Linked DNA regions of Homo sapiens: region 1 is linked to region 2. The links are chromatin contacts, found by Hi-C or POLR2A ChIA-PET in ENCODE. All regions are on one chromosome and are shown on one strand. Each heading gives the region's core, a stretch centred on a gene start or an enhancer-like site at or near the end of the contact. The rest is flanking DNA. Distances are from core to core; before and after follow the strand shown. Region 1 has its middle 110 kb from the start of HSD17B3-AS1. Region 2 has its middle 19 kb from the start of FBP1.

What was found. A loop is a pair of places that touch in the nucleus more often than their neighbours do. ChIA-PET counts read pairs that join two places held with the same protein, here RNA polymerase II (POLR2A). Pooled maps may share reads with other maps.
Region 1: a pooled map shows a loop between it and region 2 (4-fold over the local background). The contact joins two enhancer-like sites. A Hi-C loop is called at or near these places in 1 of 168 maps with a recorded cell type or tissue (CD14-positive monocyte) and 3 of 50 pooled maps. POLR2A ChIA-PET finds 5 or more read pairs at or near these places in 1 of 52 experiments (activated T-cell).

What each region holds. Positions count from the first base shown.
Region 1 is chr9:96,134,902-96,141,642 of GRCh38, reverse strand. No RefSeq gene overlaps it. Among named protein-coding and RNA genes, the nearest start is that of HSD17B3-AS1, 110 kb to the left of the region's middle. RefSeq lists an enhancer at 3,982-4,276. Within about 2 kb of position 4,387, at least 14 of the 41 ENCODE cell types and tissues checked have a DNase peak (open chromatin) inside an H3K27ac peak, as active enhancers do.
Region 2 is chr9:94,654,794-94,661,607 of GRCh38, reverse strand. No RefSeq gene overlaps it. Among named protein-coding and RNA genes, the nearest start is that of FBP1, 19 kb to the right of the region's middle. Within about 2 kb of position 5,232, at least 9 of the 41 ENCODE cell types and tissues checked have a DNase peak (open chromatin) inside an H3K27ac peak, as active enhancers do.

The DNA of each region.
Region 1 (6,741 bases), core at 3,138-5,637, 1.5 Mb before region 2:
CAAATCAGAAGGGTGACAACCTCTCTGTGAACCCAGGCTAGAAGCTGCAGAAAATAAATGTGATGATTTTGTATTGTGCCTTCATCTCTCTTCAAAGATGAACACACATCTATTGGCTCCTTAGCCCACCCATCGATCCGCAGCAGAAAGGAGCCTGTGACTGCTGCTAAGCAATCTCCCACAACCCACCAAATGAGTGACAGGGCCCAAATCAAACAGAGCGCCTGTCTGACTCGGATTCAGCGTAGTGAGAAATGAGAAGGGAAGGGAATTTTCTCTATGTGGCTCCGTCTCTAGTGATGTCACTAAGCAAAAAAAAAAAAAAAAAAGAGGGATGGTGGGAAACTGCGACGGAAGAAAAACTTGGAAGCCTGATCTGGACACACAGGAGATGCTTATCGGGGCTTCTTTTGTGGGAAAAGCGTTCCCTTGCATCTCCGCTTGTCTCCCCAGATCACACATGGGTGCTGTGCTGCCATCTCAGAATCGGGGGGAGGAAGCGTCAGGCCTTGCATGAAATACTTTCATTCATTTCTTATGACAACTTATTACCCTGCTCCTCAGCCTGAGCATGAAGGGGGTCCAGTTCTACCTCCGAGGGAGATCGGGCCAGGCTCTGTCCTGGCCGGCTCTGGTCTAGTGTGCTCCAGCTGCTGGTGCCTCCCCTGGCCGCAGCCCAAGCCTCCCTGTTCCGGGCAAGGCCCCCGGCTTTCAGGACGCCACTTCGACAGCACTGCAGGAGGAGGCCAAGGTGGAGACGGTCGACACTAAATCCTTCTTTATGTTTGCCCCGAGTTTTGGGGGAAATATTTATCACTGAAGCGTTAAAAAGTGGGCTCCTCTGTGTCATGCATGTCACGGGCTCTGTTCTGCAGCGCCCCTCAGGGGCCCGTGAGCCTCCTCCTGGAGACATCCGCTGCAGGCGCTGGGTGGCTGGTGATTTCCATCCCACCAGCAATCTAAAACCTGTAAACACTGACGGCAGTCGGCCCAGGGGTGTGAGAAACTCGCAAATGAACAACAAATGCAGGGAGAGAAAGGCCAGACCAAATGGACTGATGTTTTTCACAACCACGGAGGGGTTTAATCCCTGTCCCAAACCATATGGCACACTCCACACCAGCCGGCGAGGGCGGGGGTGACTTGGCGGCGGACCGTGGAAGCAGAAAGGCAAGGCATTTTGTTTCCTTGTGTGCGCTTTTTTTCCCTTTAAATATTTACTTTTTGTGTTTTGCCAGGATGCATTTTCCATCCCATATGCACAACAGGCTGCCTTTGCAAATGGGGGCCTGGCTCGGGGACCTGTAATAGGATACTGATTCTTTCACGTCGTCGGGGGCTGCTCTTCCCACCTCCCAGGGTGATGGCGAGCAAAACCCGCTGCAGATTTAGTGTGTAGGTCTGGTGACTCCAGAGAAAGGGTAGGTGGTCTTGATCCCTGTCTGTCTTTTCCTCAAGTGCCCCGTTGGCAGGACCCCAGACCCGCATCCACCGGGTTAAGTGAGCCCCTGGTGGGAAACGCTGACCTTGCCAGGAGGTAGAAGTCCCACCCGCCTTGTTGGGCCTGAGGCTGTGGGTGGGCGGGGAAATAGCCAACCACGCAGGAGAGGGGAGTCTCTGGCTTGGAGGCAGCTGATGGGGCATCCTTCACAAACTTTCCACCCACAGGAGAGGCAGACCGGGAACAAAAGTGGCAAGAGGGGTGGGCGGGCCAAGGGAGAGCAGCTGGAAGAGGGGATGGGGTGCTGGCAAATTCCCAAGGGAAACAGAAATGTACCATACCAACATAAATAAATTAGTCCCGGGCCGCGAGCCATGTTTGAACCAGAATAATGTAAGCAATCAAATGCTTACTGTCTCTGATTCACTCAGCCTTCCAAACACATTACTTAACAGAAAATGGAAGGGTTTGTCATAAAGATGTGTAGTAGTTGCACAATGCTGGCCACGTGGTTAGGGGTGGGCTTGGAGCTGGCAAATACAGATGTCCTCAACTAAAAATACACAGCCCTGGCATTTTAAAAATGGTTATGAGAGATGAGGGCTGGAAGAAACATCCTGGTATTCTCAGGACGTCTCTGAAGGGTCCCATTTGTTCCACATGCAGCCAGAGGGGAAGCAAACTTTCAGAGGTGCCAGGCAGAGGACACACTTGTCACCATGGGGAGACACTGATATTATTGTCCTTATTTTCTAGGGCAGGGTTGCTTTTTTTTTTTTTTTTCTGAGGCAGGGTCTTGCTCTGTCAACCAGGCTGCCGTGCAGCGGGGTGATAATGGCTCACTGCAGCCTCAACCACCTGGGCTCAAGTGATCCTCCCACCTCAGCCTTCCCAGTAGCTGGGACTACAGGAAGGGGCCGCCATGCAGGGCTAATTTTTTGTACTTTTTATATACACAGGTTTCCTCATCTTGCCCAGGCTGATCTTGAGCTCCTGGGCTCAAGCAATCTGCCTGCCTGGGCCTCCCAAAGTGCTGGGATTACAGGCGTGAGACGCCGTGCCCAAGGATTTCTTAAACTGTAGTGTGCATGGGTATATAAGAACAGGTTTGTGAATCTGAATCCCAGAGATTCTGATTCAGTAGTCTGGGTGGGACCTGAACATTTAAGTTTTTTATAAGCTCCCAGGCAATGCTGGTGCTCCCGGCCCATGAACCACGTTTCAAATTGTACTGTCCTCAATGAGTGACACTCATGACACTTGTCACGTTATTCAACCTGGGTAGCTGGATCCTCTGTGCCAGCTTCCCTGCCAATACATAATGTTTCTTGTGTTCTGATGGCTAGCAATGGTGCTAAGGTCAGCTGAGCCTGGACTTGTCCTCAGAATCCTTCCTGACACAGTCCTCTTGGCAGCCACCACCATCAGCCAGAGCTGGCATTCAGATGAAAACTACTTGTCTACTTTGAGTGGGTGTAATGGGAACTGGTCTAGCAGTTAGAGAAGGCCTTTAACTAGTGTGGGGACATAGGATGAGGTTTTTAACCTTGCTGTATTAGTTCCCTCACCTGTAATGAGAGGGCTGGATTGCACGCACAGTTCTCAACTGGGATAATCCTGAGAGTCATATTGTATTAGTCAATATGTTAGCTCAGGCTGCCATAACAGGGTGGCTTAAACAACAGGAATTTACTTCCCACAATTCTGGGGGCTGGAAGTCCAAGATCAAGGTGCTGGCTGATTTGGTACCTGGTGAGGGCCTGCCCCCTGGCTTGCACATGACTGTCTTCTCACTATGTGGGTTCTGGAGGCTGGAAGTCTGAGATCAAGGTGTCAGCAGGTTTGAATTCTCCCGAGGCCCATCTCCTTGGCTTGCAGACAGCCGCCTTCTGGCTCTGTGCTCACGTGGTCATCTCTGTGTTGCCTGTGTCTGGTGTCTTTACTTATAAGGGCACTAATCCCATCATGAGAGCCCCACCCTCATGCCCCCTTCTAAACCTAATTACCACCCAAAGGCCTCACCTCCCAATACCATCACACTAGGGGGAGATTTGAACATATGAATGGGGGAGACAGGCACACAATTCAGTTCATAACACCTATGAACAGCTTGCTCTAAAGCACAGCTTCCTGTGTCCCTGCTCTAGAGATTCTGATCCAGGTCCTTTGGGTGGGATCTGGGAATTTCTATTTTCCTCTGGTGCCCCACATGATTCTCAGCCTCAGGCAGGCTGGAGAGGCTCTGGGTGAGTTGATGGCTGAGTTCCTCAGTTCCTGAGCAGTGAGTAAGCTGTGGGATCCTCCAGACCCCCAACAGTGGCTTGTCACATCTCTGCATGAGCACTTAGCCCACACCTCTCTGTAACACTTGGCAGAGTGTGGGAAGGAGGGACTGCAACTTATCCCTATGCAGATCTGTAACCCAGCACTGGGTGACCGTGCTGGAGCAAGGCACACAGTAGGCACATCATTAATGTGTACCGAGGGCCTCGCCTAGGACCCCTTCTAACTTCAAAACTCTTTAAAATGTGTAAATCTTGTTCAACGAGCTCTCAAAGGGGTTTCTGATGTTATTTAGGGAAAGGCAGTGCGGCCGCTTTTGTTTTTACTGTCCGGGAGGCTTAAACAACAGCAAGCACATTTACATTGCCCTCGTCTCCCTGAGCAGCAGAAAGTGAAACAACTTGAGCTGTGACTAGAAAATGAATATAAACAAGCACAAAGAACAGCCCCGCCTCTGCCAGCCCTCTGGCCAGCCGCTGCTTTCTACCATTCCTGGTGACTGCAAAGCACTGGTAAGAGCAAGTGATAACTGAGGCTTCTTAGGACAATATAATGCAAGAGAAACACTTTTCCACATTCCTTTAATTCTCTTATTCCCACGAAGAATAATCAAGTGAGGAAAGAGAAGACAATGTGGAAAGAGTTTTCTTTATTAAAAGCAGGGCTAAGAGGAAGAAATGCAAAGTAGGTGAACTGATGTATAGCAAATATAAACCCTTCTGAAAAAATCAGAATGTGATGTCACTACTCACCTATTAGGGAAGCTAACATTTGAAAAAGGTGGCAGTATCAGCTACTGGTGATGATGTAGAGAAAGTGGATCTCTCTCATGTTGCTGGTGGGAGTGTAAAATAGGATAAGCATTCTGGAAAATTGTTTTGCAGTTTCTTGTAAAACTAAACATGCCATATGGCCCAATGACTGCACTCCTGGGCATTTATCCCAGAGAAATTAAAATTTATGTCCACAGAAACTCAGGTATAGGAATGTTTAAATTAGCTTTATTTGTAACAACCCCAAATGGTAAGCAACCCAAATGTCGTTTAGTGAATGAATGGTTAAACAAACTGTGGAATATCCTCACCATGGACTACTTCTCAGCAAGAAGAAAGCAGCATCAATGCACACAGCAACTGGGATGGATCTCTCAGGAATCACGCTGAGTGCAAAAGACAACCTCAAAAATTTCATACTGCATGATTTTATTTATTTATTTTTTTCAGACAGTTTCACTCTGTCGCTCAGGCTGGAGTGCAGTGGTGCAATCTTGGCTCACTGCAACATCGGCCCCCTGGGTTCAAGCAATTCTTGTGCCTCACCCTCCTGAGTAGCTGGGATTACAGGCATGAGCCACCACGCCCAGCTAATTTTTGTATTTTTAGTAGAAAAGGGGTTTCGCCATGTTGGCCAGGCTGGTCTCAAACTCCTGACCTCAAATGATCTGCCTGTCTCGGCCTCCTAAAGTGCTGGGATTACAGGCATGAGCCACCATGCCTGGCCTGCAGGATTTGATTTTATATAGAGACAGGATCTTGTCTGTTGCCCAGGCTGGAGTGCGGTGGCACAATCGTGCCTCACTTGCCTCACTGCAGCTTCAAACTATGGGCTCAAGGGATCCTCTTGCCTCAGCTTCCTGAATAGCTGAGACTCTATTTTTATTTTATACTAAATAAAAATATATTTTTATAGAGATGGGGTCTGTCTGTGTTGCCCAGTCTGGTCTCAGACTCCTGAGCTCAAGCGATCCTCCCACTTCAGCCTTCCAAGTAGCTGAGATTACAGATGCAGGCCACTGCACCTGGCAATAATTTTACAATGACAAAACCACAGAGATGAAGAACAAGTTGTGGTTTCCAAGGGTTAAGGTGGTGGTAGGAAAATGGGGAGAGACAAGTGTGGCTATAAAGAGGCAGCATAAGGATCTTTGTGATGGTGATTCTGCAATTTTGGGTCTGGGTATATACTCCAGAAAATCGAAAGCAGGAACTCCAATGGATATTTGTACACCCATAGCAGCATTATTCACAATAACCAAAAAGGGAAACAACCTAAATGTCCATCAGTGGATGACTAGATGAGCAAAATGTAGCATGTGCACACAATGAAACTTCATTCAACCTTAAAACAGAATGAAATTCTGACACACGCTGCAGCATAGATGACCCTGGAAGACATGCTAAGGAGACAGGCTGGACATGAAAGCTTCAATATTTCATGATTCTGCTACCTGAGGTCCCTAGAATAGTCAAATTCGCAGCAGCCGAAAGTCGAGCAGTGATGAGCAGGGCCTGGGGACGGGGGAACCGGGAGCTTGTGTCAAATGGGGACACAGTTTCAGTTTGAGGTGATAAAAAATCCTAGAGATGACTGGTGGTCATGGTTGCACAAAAAGATGTGAATGAGGTTAATATCACTAAACTGTGCACTTAAAAATTGTTGAAATGGTAAATTTATGTTATGGATATTTTACCACAATTAAAAACAAAGCATTACTAGAGGTAAATAGGGTCACACACACAAAAAAGGCAAACGTTGTCAAATACTTCCTCTCACTCACTATATTTTTTCTTTTGGCTCCAAAGATGAGTCAGTTTTACCACACATTTAAGTAAAATAATAACAGAAGGATGAATGGAAAACTGAAATAGTGCCAAGCAATGATTAGAAAAGTTAAACTTTCAGCCTGGTATTTGCAGCTCTGTGCATTTCAACCTAAAGTCACAATTCCTGTTGTATTTACTTCTCTGGCTTCATGGAACTCAGTCTGATGAGGCTACTGTGGTGTTCTGAATGCACCTTATTCTTTCCCGACTCACACCGTTTGTTCTCCCTCGAATGACCTCTGTTCTCTTTTTCTTCTCCACCTGTCCAAATAGTACCGTCCTCCAGATTCAGCTCAAATTCCACCTTCCCCAAGACAGTAATTCGGTGATTTCTCTCCCTCCTCTACTCACCAGTTTTACTTCTTGTCCAGATCCGTGTTTCGGAATAGGCATTTTTTTTTGGTTAGATTTACA
Region 2 (6,814 bases), core at 3,983-6,482:
TGAACCCGGGAGGTGGAACTTGCAGTTAGCCAAGATCGTCCCACTGGACTCCAGTCTGGGTGACAGAGCGAGACTCCGTCTTAAAATAAAATAAAATAAAATAAAATAAAATAAAATAAAATAAAATAAAATAACTGTAAAATTTCTAGAATGAAGGAGTACAGAGAACTTTACCCTGAAATATGGCTTCCTGGTATAATGAGTATTTTGAATTAAAGGCCCTTAGAGGTCAACAGACCTTTGATCCGGAAGAGACTTTCTCCTACCTTCATAAAGACTAGATGTACCCATCAGGAGAACAATTGTTGTTCCCTCCCCCTCCCTATTATCTTATTATCTGTTGCAGAAAACAAGACCAAGGCGGTAACTCATGCCTGTAATCCCAGCACTTCGGGAGGTCAAGGTGGGCAGATTGCTTGAGCCCAGGAATTCAAGACTAGCCTGGGCAATGTAGTAAGACCCCATCTCTACAAAAAAAATTTAAAAATTAGCAGGACATGATGGCATGCATCTGTAGACCCAGCTACTCAGAAGGCTGAGGTAAGAGGATCAGTTGAGCACAGGAGGTCAAGGCCAAGATTGTGCCATAGCACTCCAGCTGGGGTGACAAAGCAAGACCAAAAACAACCAAGAATGTACCCACACCTGAATAGGACCCAATCACACCTGAATAGAACTCATTCACAAGTTAATCTCTGTTCCTCTTTCCATTCATTCTCCCTAGTAATCATTTATTACCCCTCAACACAATCACCTATATTCCCATCTCCCCTCACCCCCCTGAAATAAGGCTATATAAATACATTGGCCCCAATGGCATATGGGGCCATCACTCTCTGATTCTCCCCTGTGTGCACATTAATACATTTTTATGCGCTTTCTCCAATTAGTCTGCCTTTTGTCAGTTGATTTGCTAGTAAATCTTCACAGAGTGAAGGGGAATCTTTCCCTTGGCTCTTACAAAAACACAGGAAAATGTCTTATGACCCTGGGCTAGGCAAAGTGTTTTTGTTTAGATCCAACACCAAAACACAGTACATAAAAGAAAAAAAATTGACAAATTTGACTTCATCAGGATTAAGAACTTCAGGTCAGGTGAGGTGACTCATATCTGTAATCCTAGCACTTTGGGAGGCTGAACTGGGAGGATTACTTGAGGCCAGGAGTTTGAGACCAGCCTGGGCAACATAGTGAGACCATATCTCTACAAAATTTTTTAAAAATTAGCTGGGTGTGGTGTCACACACCTACAGTCCCAGCTACTCAGGAGGTTGAGGTGGGAGGAATGATTCAGCCTGGGAAGTAGAGGCTGCAGTGAGATGAAGTCACATCACTGTACTCCAGCCTGGGCTACAGGGAGAGACCCTGTCTCAAAAAAAAAAAAAAAAAAAAAGATGAAAAACTTCATCTCTTCAAAAGACACTGTTAAGAGAATAAAAGGACAAGCCACAGAATGAGAGGAAATATTTATAAACCATATATTTGATAAAAGACTTGTATGCAGAATATGTAAAGAACTTTCAAAACTCAGTAAGAAAACAACCAACCCAATTTTTATTTATTTATTTATTTATTTATTTATTTATTTTATTTTATTTTTTTGAGATGGAGTCTCGCTCTGTCGCCCAGGCTGGAGTGCAGTGGCACGATCTCGGCTCACTGCAAGCTCTGCCTCCCGGGTTCACGCCATTCTCCTGCATCAGCCTCCCGAGTAGCTGGGACTACAGGTGCCCGCCACCACACCCAGCTAATTTTTTGTATTTTTAGTAGAGACAGGGTTTCACCATGTTAGCCAGGATGGTCTCGATCTCCTGACCTTGTGATCCACCCGCCTCGGCCTCCCAAAGTGCTGGGATTACAGGCATGAGCCACTGCGCCTGGCCCAACCAACCCATTTTTTTTAAATGGGCAAAAGATTTGAATGAACACTTCACCAAGGAAGCTACATAGCTGGGAAACAAGCACAGGAAAATAGGCTCAACATCGTTGTCATTATAGAAATGCAAATTAAAAATCACCATGAGAGGCTGGGCACAGTGGCTCGTGCCTGTAATCCCAACACTTTGGGAAGTCGAGGTGGGAGGATCACTCGAGCCCAAGAGGTCGAGCCCATGATTGCACCACTGCACTCCAGCCTGGGTGACAGAGTGAGATGCTATCTCACACACACACACACACACACACACACACACACACACACACACACACACAAAATCATAATGAGAACCACTACGACTGTTAAAATAAAAACTTAAGACATTAAATTTAAGAGTTTAATTGAGCAAAGAACGATTCATGAACTGTGTGGCCTCCTGAGCCAGAATAGGTCAGAATAACGCTGGTGGCTGCCACGTGATTGGAGAGGAATTATAGAAAAAGAAAATTGAGTGCAATTTGATAATTGGCACAAGAGTAGGTTATAGTCTGTTTACACATCCAGTTAAGTTATAGTTCACTATGTACAGAGGAAATTAAGGCCCAACTTAAACTATGTATGGAGGCAGCTTTAGGGTAACCTTAGTTAATACCTATTAGAATGGCTAAAATTAAATGACTAATCATACTAGGTGTTGGGAAGATATAGATCACCTGGGAACCTGTAACAATGGTCCCAGGCTAATGGGAATGTAAAATGGTCCAATGGCTTTGGAAAAGTTTGGCAGTTTCTGAAAACGTTCACCATATAGCAGCCTATGACCAGCCATTCCACTACTAGGTATTTTCCCAAAAGAAATGAAAGCATATGTCCACACAAAAACTTGTATACAAATGTCTGCTGCAGCTTTATGTGAAATAACCCCAACCTAGAAAAGGTCCAAATTTCTCAACGATAAACATAAACAGACTGTAGTATATCTGGATGATAGAATGCTACTTAGCAATAAAAAGGGAATAATTATTGATAACTCAAAACAACATAGATAAATCTCAATTATGCTTTGCGAAAGAGCAAAAAAAGAGTACATGTAGTATGATTCCATTTATATAAAATCCTAGAAAATACAAAGTAGTCTATGGTGACAAAAGCAGACCAGTTGTTGCCCGAGTCTGTGTGAGAGGGAAGGGGTGGAGGGAGAGATGACAAAATTACACGAGGAAATTTCTGGGGGCAATGGATAGATATTGCAGGGACCAAGGGAAAAAGCTCCCCTGCATCCTCTAAAAACTTGCTGAAAAATCAATTTATAAAAGGCAGACTAATACTAGAAACAGCATACAAATTTATCAACGTGCATGGAGGGAAAATCACAGAAAGATGACCCCAACCCCCACGGGTGCAGAAGCTTGTGTATCTCCTCGAGGTTACAGAGAGAACAGGGGATCTGAGGGTGGCCCACAGTGGGTTAAGATGGCAAGTCGGGGGGGCCAGGTGCGGTGGCTCACGCCTGTAATCCCAACAGTTTGGGAGGCTGAGGCGGGTGGATCACCTGCGATCAGGAGTTCGAGAGCAGCCTGGCCAACATGGTGAAACCCTGTCTCTACTAAAAATACAAAAATACCAAAAAAAAAAAATAGCTGGGCGTGGTGGCATGCACTTGTAGTCACAGCTACTCGGGAGGCTGAGACAGGAGAATCGCTTGAACCTAGGAGGTAAAGGTTGCAGTGAGCCGAGGTCACACCACTGCACTTCAGCACCTCAGCATGGGCAATAGAGCGAGACTCCGTCTCAAAAAAAAGAAAAGAAAAAAAAGATGACAAATCAGCTTATGGCAGGGGCAGAAGAGGAGGCCTGGCTCACAAAGATGGTCTCTATGGACGCAAACCTCCCCCAGCAAGACAGCTTTTCAGCTATTCTTGGATTTCTAGCCCTTTTGAATAGCCATCTTAAAATATGCCAAAAAGTATATTTTGGAGTGAAATATTTTCATTTCCTTCAATATACTTATTATTCTGATTGTGGTGGTAGTTCCATGGGTATAGACATGTGAAAACATACCAAAGTGTGTATTTTCAGTGTGTGCAGTTTCTTGTCTGTTAATTGCACCTTGATGAAGCTGTTTTGAAAAAGGAAGATCTTCTTAGGATTCCTCACTTCCTGTGACTCTCCCACAGCAGCTGGGGGAATGGGCCAAGAGCAGAATCTGGTGACAAAGTAGCCTTGGGTGGCTTGGTTGGCCACACACGCCACTGAAAGCACCTCTCCCAGGAATCCAGTCGCCTCCAGTGCCTGCTGAAGCAAGAAAACCCTCCAAAGGATGACTCCAGCTGTGTCTGCATCATAATTAAGGCTGCAAAAACCCAAAATGAATGAAGTCTCCCCAGCTAATGTGCCACTTCTAATTTAATCTAATTGGCCTCTGAAAGAGAGCCTTGGCCTGCCTCAGAGGCAAAATCTTCCAAATGAAGTGAATTTAAACTAATTTAAGCTAACTAATTACAAACTGGGGGGTATTGTCACAAGACAATTGTTATTGTTCTTTGATTGCTTGCTCAACTGGATTATTTGCTCATTACCTTCAGAGCTGTTGGGACTTTCATGGGGTGCCCCTTGCCGCACATCAATAAGGCATTCTACAAGGCAGCCTGGAGTGGAGGGTCCCCACACCAGATTGGCATGGGAGCGCTGAGGATTAGCTTGGCTTTCTGCGTGTTTGGAGAATCTTAAAGCAAATGCACAGCATGTGCTGCTCATTCAAATAACCTGCAGCTAACTACACCTCTTTTTGGAGACGTAAGTTTTTCTTTAGCTTCGGGATGTAGGTTATGAGTTTTGAGGTCATCTGTTGAACCAACCTCTTTATTGTTCAGTCGTTCTGACCTTGAGATGCAGCTCGTTATACCTGGGTAGAGATCTGAAGCAAAAGTGGGGAGAAAAAAAAGACCTGTATCCAAGCCTGTTTCTCAGCAGCTGTGTGAGGTAGCTGTGCTGCCACACCTCTCTGAGCCACAGGCAGAGATCTGGTGGAAAACGCATGAAATTTGCAGACCCATCTATCTGCTGCTTCTGGTTTGAGCTTCAGTTCCCTCCTCCCAGGCATGTTAAATTTAGCCTACAGCTGCCTCCTTACTTATTTTAAGTGTAACAAATGTTATGTTACATTTGGGACCTGTGTGGCTAAAGGCTTCTCTGCACAAAGGGAACTGTCACTTAACTGGATGTGAAAGGGGCTGTAACCTACTCTTGTGACAAGCAACCATACTTCAACCACTCACAGGTGGCCAAGTCTTCCAACTGTGTTCGAGTAAGGCCAACGCTGAGCTGTAGCCAATCAGGCTGTTTCTCTGCCTCACTTCTGTTTTCTGTGCTTCACTTTCCGTTCTCTGCCCGTAAAGACTCTCACCACACGGCAGCACCAGAGACGCTCTGAACCTCTTCTGGTCAGGGGGCTGCCTGATTCCCATATCATTCTTTGCTCAATTAAACTCTGTTAAATGTAGTTTGCCTCAGTTTTCCTTTTAACAGGCAGAAACTACCACCTCACAGAATTGCTATGAAGACTGAACATGGTCACTCTGTGAAAACATTTCATAAACTGTGTGTCGCTTGCGAATGCTGTTATTTTTCTCATCTGTAAAATAAAGGAATTCAACCAGGGGATTTGAATAGTTTCTGTATTCATTTCCTGTGGCTGCCATAACCAAGCACCACAAATCGGGTGGTTCATAGCCACAGAACTGTGTCCTCCTGCGGTTCTGGAAGCCGAGTCTGAAATGAAGGTGGCGGCAGGGCTGTCCTTCCTCTGACGGCTCAGGACGAGTCCTCTCCTGCCTCCTCCAGCTCCAGGCGCTCCTCAGCATGTGGCTGCTTCGCTGGGTCTCTGTCCCACCTCCACATCACCTTCTGCTCTGTGTGTTTCAAATCTCTCTCTGCCTTTCTCTTGTGAGGACACTTGTAATTGGGTTTAGGGCTCACCTGGGTAATTCAGGATGATCACATGGCAACAGCCTTCACTTGATTACATCTTCAAAGACCCCATTTCCCAAATAAGGCCACCATCCCAGATTCTGGGTGGACACTGTGGGCAGTGGCACCATATTCAGCCCACTGCAGCCCTCCTTAGCTCTGTGGTCCTATCTTCTTCTGGATGTTACCATTTGGTCTAAATTTCAACCAGTCTGAGTTGCATATTGAGTGGTACAAAAGCAATGGCCACATTTGATGTTTCTTGTCTGAGAATGTATGTTTCTTCAATATTTCCATGAAAAATATGCATCGAATATTTTACTACGGTAGGAGTAGGGGCCAAGTATAGGGCAAAAACTTATTGATTACAAGTTTATGCAAATTAGACAGCAAAATGAAAATTTCAAGCAGCCTTGGCACTACAACAAAAAAGTCTGTCTAGCAAGAGATTGGATTTAATTATTAAGAAAGTTGGGGGCCGGGCCTGGTGGCTCATGACAGTAATCCCAGCACTTTGGGAGGCTGAGGTGGGTGGATCACCCGAGGTGGGGAATTTGAGACAAGCCTGACCAACATGGAGAAACCCTGTCTCTCCCAAAAATACAAAAATTAGCTGGATACGGTGGCACATGCCTGTAATCCCAGCTACTCGGGAGGCTGAGGCAGGAGAATCGCTTGAACCCAGGAGGTGGAGGTTGCGGTGAACCGAGATTGCACTATTGCACGCCAGCCTGGGCAACAAGAGCGAAACTCTGTCTCAAAAAAAAAAAGAAAAAAGAAAAAGAAAGAAAGTTGGGAGAGTGACTGTCCCACTGTGCTGTTTGATAGAATCAGTGTCTCTGGGTTAGTGGCTTTTGGCAGATGTCTGCTAGTCTAAAAAGCCACAGTTGAGGGTAGAAAGAAGAAGATTCTAGAAAGAATGCTCATAATGGACAATAATAGCTCTTTCTACTTCCGGGGAATCTTTCC